Regions from separate parts of the Mus musculus genome. Here regions 2 and 3 are each linked to region 1. A link is a loop called in an ENCODE intact Hi-C map of the cell type or tissue named here. Cell type or tissue: left cerebral cortex. All regions are shown on one strand. Region 1 has its middle 58 kb from the start of Hephl1. Region 2 overlaps Panx1 (pannexin 1). Region 3 has its middle 2.7 kb from the start of 1700012B09Rik.

Region 1 (2,500 bases):
GCCGAACGAGAGAGAGAGAGAGAGAGAGAGAGAGAGAGAGAGAGAGAGAGGAATCAAAGTTGGTTTGCATCTTGGTTTAGTTCCTCCTCGTGGATGACAACCCTAATCTCCTCTTCCTTGGGTCCCATTTTTATTTTGCTGCTTGAGCTCAGTTTTGGCCCTTGCATTATTAACAAGCTGATTGCCTTTGTAAAAGATAGGATAAGTGCTGTGCAGCTGGTGGTTTTAAGGCAATCCAAAGATCAGGAGAGGAAGAATATGAGCTAGCAGAGTCTTATTACCAGGAAAGAAGAGCTCCGTGATTGGAGCTCAAACAAGAAAGTGGGGGGAAGGATAAGACTAAGCAACTCCTACCCAACCCTGAGATGGCTCCAGGAAAGGGCATTAGGCCCCAAGGGAGAGTTTCATGTCCCAGGCCCAGGACAATTTCCCAAAAATCTGATAAAATAATTCTTAGAAAAAACATAAAATACACTGGCCAAAGGCCACCTGGGCCCTCTGGGGAAGGAAGGTACTCTCCAAGGATGATTGCTGTCACTGCAATCTGCCCCCTAAAGAAATGTCTAAAAGGTGCTTGTAATTTAGAATCAGGATAGCCTCTGGTCTCTTGCTTGAGAGACTGCTGAAGGTCGATCCTGATGAGCCGGAAAAATAAACCTCTTGCTTTTGCATCAATCTGAGTCTCCTTGTCTCACTCGGGGAGTCCTGGCAGGTAAAGACCCTCCCAGGGCTTTACAGAAGCCGGTTCCATGGATGGGGAACTAAAGGGCCAGCGCCAAAATGACATCTCTGCACCTTGGCACATGTTGGGCTTGTAAATACCAAACATCTATTTCTGTGAGCAGGACGTTTGGGATAAGGACTTTTTTGTATTTTTCCTCCTCCAAGCACAGCACCCAGTGCTCTATTCCTCATTCATCTCAAAAACAAACTGATGCTCTAAGGAGCATGCAGGGACCAGAGATCACTTCTGGGCTGGGGGAATCCCTGGTGCACAATGCTCACCTAGCCTGTGTGGGGTCGGTGTGAGATCTGGGAAATCCATCATCAGTACGGCAGCCCTGGGTCCTGCTGAGGACCCTCTGGCTTGCAGACTGACTCCTTTCTCCATGCTGGAATGCCACTCATTCCAGAGCCTTGCCACCACCCTCCCTGTCTTGTAGACCCAGCGACTCATCCCAGAATTGCCCTCACTAACATACTGCAAAGCATGTCCAGAGTCTCTGGGTCTCCCCGACCGTAATACATTCCTCTATACACTCCTAGACACGTTTGATTGCTATTATTATTATTAATGATAAGCATTATCCCTATACCCAAACTGAGCCTAAACTTTAGTAACAGTTTCTCAAGAACCCCTGCAAGGTAGTGGGTTCACCTGTGAGCTCCCTGGAAACAGAGATATAGTTCTCAAACATGGCTATAATTAGTAAAATCTAAACTTAAGTAAGGATCTGCGCTCTGTCACTCTGTCCCACCCCCACTCCTGTCCTTCTATGGTTGCACAAGACCTGGGCTCCCTCTAATGGTCATATTTGGTTGTGAATGCATTTCTCATAACTATCCAGAAGTCTGGTGGGATCCACCTAACAGGACAGAGCCTCTCAGAGCAAAGCTCCTTTGACTTCATGGAAAATAGAGCTTAAAAAGGCAACAAGCATTCCAAATTCCTCTTGATTGATCTTTGGAAAAGAAGATAAATGAAAGTGTGTGTGTGTGTGTGTGTGTGTGTGTGTGTGTGTGTGTGTGTGTGTGACAGGTGTGTACATTAAGGTCAGAAGACAACCTCTGGTATCTCTTTAGGAAGCAGCCACCTTTCTTGAAATAGGAGCACTCACTGACCTGGACCTCTGGACCTCACCTATTGATCTAGGCTAGGCCCTTGAGCATCAGGTATCTCGTCTCCTCTCCTCCAGTCCTGGAATTATTAGAATATACCACCATATCCAGATTTTAAAAGAAAAACAAAATAAAAAACATTCACCCAAGAAATTGAACTCAGCACCACATTATCAACTAATTTCCCAGCATCAAAGTAAAATCTACATCTGAGGGGAAATGCGATTTTAGAACCCTTGTTAGAAAGGCTGAGGTGATGAACTCTTCATACTTGATCCAGAAGAGCAGCCGAGTTACAAATAAACTTTAAGGCCCTAGGACACTCACTAGGAGTTGGAAGAACCACTCATCTAACCCTATGATGCACTGGACCATCAGTCAGATTCCTTTACACAACCCACCCCAGCTCAATTCCAGCCAGGAGGAAAGTAGACAAGTGGCTCATGGGCAAGCTGGAGAGAACCATTCCTCTGTCCTTACTATATTACAGTCTTCACTTCCTACTTGACTGCACAGCTCATGAAAAACAGATGCAAACCATGTGTGATCTGTGCTTGGAATCTCAAACAACAAAACAGCTATTTCTGAAGTCTTGCTTCTGCAGCATTGATTCTGAAGACAATCCAGCAGGTTCAGTTGGTTTATTAGTAAGTTTCTCAGA
Region 2 (2,500 bases), 150 kb before region 1:
AGGAAAGGATGGAGCCAGAAGATTCAGAGCATCGTGCAAGAGGCAAAGCTCTGCCTGGGTCTAGATGTCACAGTGGTACTCTGCCCTTGTCTGAGAGCACTTCAGTACTGCAGACCAGACAAAGTTCTCCTGTGAAGCACCCTGACACTGGGAGCCACACTGTTACCTCTGCTGCCATTCCCTTTGGCTGCAGACTGTGAGAAGAGTGTGTAGATTAATGGGTAAGTGGTTACTGGTATAGAACTATATTTGGCTTTGGCTTGACAATATATGGTGTCACAGTTAGCCAACCTGACCTAGTGTTGTGGTCCTCAGACCAGTGGCTTCTCTCTCATTCCTGAAGCTGCCAGAGTCCCTGTAATGGCTAGCTTTGTCAACTTGACACAACTTAGAATCATCTAGGAGTCTCACTGAGAGACCATGTACATTGATTCGACCCAGGGCATGGTTGTGGGAAACTGCCCTAAGACAATCGATGTGGGAAAGCTAGCCCACTGTGAGAAGCACCATTCCCTAGGTGGGGCTGGGGTCCTAAACTGCACGAGAGTGGAAAGATCAAGCTGGGTACAAGCAAGCAATGACCACGTTGTATTCATTCCTCTCTGCCCTCGTCCGTGGATGCGATGTGGCTGTTTCAGGTTCTGTTGCCTTGACTTCCCCATAGTCAGATGTATAGACGAAGACATGGGCTATAACCTGCAGCTGACATTAGCTACTTCTCCTGTAAGCGGAATTTGTCAAGGTGTTCTATCACAGCAACAGAAATGAACTAAGCCAGACATGGAATTGCAGGTCTGAGTCGACATCCCCACAATGGCACACTGGTGTGCAGGCTCACACTGTCTGAGCAACAGCAGTCTAGTCTGGTGGCGCCCACTCAGGGATCCAAGCCTGCCCAGAATCTTGAAGGATTCTGAGAACACCACTTTCCTGGCACTAACCCCAATGTTAAAAGTTCTACTCTAGCAAGTGTGGGTGGGGTTCATTCCCGGGTTTGTACATATTCCAGGTAATGCCAGAGGTTTCCAGTGAATCCTCCAAGTCTCTATGACTCTGCTTTAGAAAAATATTTTGCCCACTTTGTTAAGTATTTTCTATTCTTTCCCGTTTTCTTTTAAGTGCTCTGTTTCAGAGAAATCTGATTAATCTTTGTCCATGATGAGCTGAACGAGACTAGAGAACAGAGTTCAAGCAGTCTTAGAGCGCCCTCTGCTGGTATCCTGGATGCACTCACTTGCCCAGCAAAAAATACCTGCTCTTAGTGCCAGGGGTAGCCATCAGCTGTGAAAAAAGCAGGGGTAGGAGTCCAGAGGAAGGGATAAGAGAAGGTCAGCCTAGTCAACAGGGAGAATTGACAATGCCAGTCCATGGTGACAGACACTTGAACATTACCCTGAAGAATGTCTCTGGAGTTTAGCTGGCACTGAATTGAGACATGCTTACACACACCCTGAACCCCTAGTCCCTTGAGAGCCATGCCTGGTGGACACACAAGCTAGGCGGCTGCCAAGAGCTGAGGAATGGGAGTTTAGTGGACACTGAGCTTTGTCTGGGAGGTCGGAGCTCAGTGGATGGATATGCAGAGGACTGTAAGCTGAACAACAGGAATTAAGCACGATTAGTCACTCAAAAAAGTGACTTAAAAAGACTGTTCTGAGGAAAGGGGTTTTGTAATCTGAAAATTCTCCCATTTCTTCTATTTAAAGCTATATAAGATCATCCTATTGCATTGTTATTTAACATGTAAATTGTACCACTATAACATATGTTTACTGTTTTTTTAAGTTTTAGATTAAACATATTTCTATATTTTATTTTTACAAGGCAAAAAACTGAAAAACATTCCGTGTGGGAATATAGCAGCTATGATTACTGATTTGTGCCCAACTCCAAAGCCACAGCTTTATGTCCAGTTGGCATGGGCTACTTCTCTAGTTAGGGAACAATCTTGGAAAAGTATATATTTTAGATTTACCTAATTTTTAATTATGTCTATGTGTGTGAGAGTGTGTGTATTAGGTATGTGTGGGGGTCGGATCCCCTGGAACAGGAGGTACAGGCAGGGGTGGATGCTAAAACTAAGAGCCTCAGAGACCAAGGTCCTCTGCAGACCAGAGCCTGCTCTTAAACAGTGAGCCATCTTGACTGTAAGCCCTGCTCATTTCCGGGACTCTCACAATCAAATCCCACACACTGCAAGGCCGTGGACAATGAGTCTTTTCTCTGACTGTTCTGTAGGCCAGTCCTACAGAACTCCCTCCGAAGGCCCTGGGGAGGCCACCTCCCCCACAAGTGTCCCCACATTCTCTCCCCTTGACGTGTGTCTATGTGCAATTTTTCTCCTCGTAAGAGGACACCATCAGCTCCAGGGTTGGTCCTCATAACTCACGACTGAATCTCTAACAAACTGTTCAACTCAAGTCATACTCTCAGTATACAGGGTTAAGATGGCAACATAATCTTGGGTGACAAAATTCAACCCCTGCCACCACACCCATGT
Region 3 (2,500 bases), 400 kb before region 1:
AAGTTAGAGAACATAAAAATTAAGAGAGTCTCTTGATTGAAGTCAGCTATTAAGAGTGTGAGGAATCAAGTCACAGACTGGAAGAAAATTTTCTCAAAACACATTGGCCAACAAATAATGAGGACCCAGATTACATAAAGAACTCCTACAGATCAGTGTAAAGAGGGCATACAACTCAGCAAGAGATTGGAGAAAAATAGACAGATGGATACATGACAAAAAAGGAGATCCAAACAGCTGACAAGCACATGAGACATTGTCCCAAACTGTTACTCAACAGACCATGGAATGCAGTCTTCAAGGAGCTGTTACTTTCCACGTGTTAGAGTGGTTGCTTGCTAAACCAACAAACAGCAAACAGTCCAGCATCAGTCACAGGGGTTGGAAGGCGCATAGCAACTGGGTTCTCCTTCCCTACTGTTGAGCATCACCTAAGCTGGCCATAGAGGGTTAGGTAGGAGGGTTGTTTCTGTCCAGCTGGGGCAACATAGTAAGAGCTTGTCAGGAACAAAAGTGTAAATGTTAACCAGTTTGAAGAGCTAGTGATTTTTTGTTTGTTTTTGCTTTTACTAGAGAATGTAAGTACTTTGCAGTCCTCATATGAGACACACACGAACTGTGGAATAGATGCACCCAAAAGGTGCCCCAGAGTGGTCCCAGCGGCACCTTTCACCAGAGCCCCAAAGGCTCACAGAAAAATTAGAACTAAGATATAACTATCCATTATTGTGTTCTTAGAATACCATAATGAGAAGCAGCAAACTCCTTCTTTATGTAGAAATGTGAGAGATCCACAGATGTGATGTTGTACATAGTAAATTATTCCGTGGTGTAGCAGAAATTAATGATGAAGTCAGAGTAATGGACAGCTTTAGGAAAGAATAGTGGCTAGCTTTATAGCTGAGGGTGTGCTAGTGGCTAGCGTTGTGGAAATACCAATACCGAGGGTGTGCAAAGCAGGCTTTGGGGATTCCAACTGTATTTTGCACCTTGATTTGCAGGCAGCTACACAGTTTTGTTCATTTTGTATATAGTTCATCAAGGTTTCTAAGTTTGTGTCTGTATGTTATATCTCTACAAGGTAAAGATTAAGCATATTGTAGTTAACCTGAAAACTTAATAATAAAACAGTGTGGTATATTTGATCAAATAATAAAGAATTACACAGTTCTTGTTTCCTCTTTTCTCCAACAGCAAAAACTTGGAACTTATTTACTTTTTGGTTGTAGTCACTGCATTACTTTAGGTACTTTATTTTCTTCTTTCTTCTATGGCTTTGCCTTTTAAAGTTTTCAATCACCATATGTGTATGCCACTTCAAATTCTTTTGTGTATAAATTATTGGCAAAATCTATAAGATATTATTTTAGCTATTTCTATTTTTTTTATTCTGGAAAAACAAACAAACAAACAAAAAGAACAAGCAAAAGACAAAAACCAAACCAGGGTAGTAGATTTTTCCTCTTTGTGATTAAATGAAACTGACCAAAATGTACACCAGGTGGAGACAAAAACCAAAGATCTGTTCTGCCCTTGACGGACATAGAACATCACCACCACCAAGGGCCGCCTTTGCCCATTGCCAGGGAGTTAACATTGTAAGCTTAATTCTTCACATTTAGGACAGGTTTCAAGAACTCTTACCCATTGGTTTAGGTTTTGAATAACAAGTAAGTAACAGGGTGCTCTGTGCTATATTGCTTCAGAGAAGTGGATTCTGTACTCACTCCAGCATCTCCTCTCAATTCCTACAGCCCTAAATTATTTTCAAAGCCAACCAATCATTCTTGTAAGTAGCCATCATTTCAAATTTATTGAATGTTTCCAGTTGGATTAAATTAAGGGGTAATTGGCTTTATTTCCTTGTCTGTAAGTTATTGGAGAAGCTGCTCCTTATAAGGGCTTGCTTGGGATTTTAAAATTCCAATGACTTTTAACATGCAATTATTGATAACTTGCAATATCTCAAAGGATCCCCAAGAAAATGTACTTCCTAGAATTTGGGTAAGAGGTCATTATGTGTTCCTATGTGCTATAAAAAAAATAAGAGGATAAAATTAGTTATTCCTGGATATCTACCTTCAAAAATTATCTTCACTGAAACTGAGTGTAGTGGTCCAGACCTGTAATTCCAAAACTCTGTAGGCTGAAGCAGGAGACCATGAAGTCAAGCCAACCTGGGCTATCAGGTGAGTCTGTTCTGCAAAACCACTAAAAGAAATCAATGTAGTTGCAATATATTTTCTGTGCAAAGAACAATATTCTGCTCAAAGGACTGTGGCAGCAAAAAAATTTTTGAGAGTCACGCCTGCCTAAATACCACCCATAGTCAACAGGTAGAAAGTTCCAACCAACCACAAGATGACTTGTCTAGCCATTCTGCAATCCGGCCATTGTCCATGTCACTAAACAAATCTGGGATTTGTCTTTCTGTCTATAAATGGGTTTTCTCCCCAGAGGAACAATCATTTCAAGAAAAATAAGTCAAGTAGTTATCAGT

What was found. A loop is a pair of places that touch in the nucleus more often than their neighbours do. Peaks named below come from ENCODE experiments on the same cell type or tissue, not always from the same donor. Only the 100,000 strongest peaks of a DNase experiment are listed, where the experiment ranks them.
Region 2: it touches region 1 in a loop (2.6-fold over the local background); 6 of 42 quality-filtered maps call a loop at or near these places.
Region 3: a loop joins it to region 1, with 3 times the contacts of the local background. A loop is called at or near these places in 4 of 42 quality-filtered maps.

Annotation. Positions count from the first base shown.
Region 1 is chr9:15,168,396-15,170,895 of GRCm38, forward strand. No RefSeq gene overlaps it. Among named protein-coding and RNA genes, the nearest start is that of Hephl1, 58 kb to the left of the region's middle. In left cerebral cortex, a CTCF peak has its summit at 1,527 (motif pointing left); a DNase peak (open chromatin) is centred at 1,525.
Region 2 is chr9:15,014,531-15,017,030 of GRCm38, forward strand. The region is part of intron 2 of Panx1 (pannexin 1); the gene reads right to left. Among named protein-coding and RNA genes, the nearest start is that of Panx1, 30 kb to the right of the region's middle. In left cerebral cortex, a CTCF peak has its summit at 1,210 (motif pointing left); DNase peaks (open chromatin) are centred at 899 and 1,199.
Region 3 is chr9:14,772,500-14,774,999 of GRCm38, forward strand. No RefSeq gene overlaps it. Among named protein-coding and RNA genes, the nearest start is that of 1700012B09Rik, 2.7 kb to the left of the region's middle. In left cerebral cortex, a CTCF peak has its summit at 1,489 (motif pointing right); a DNase peak (open chromatin) is centred at 1,567.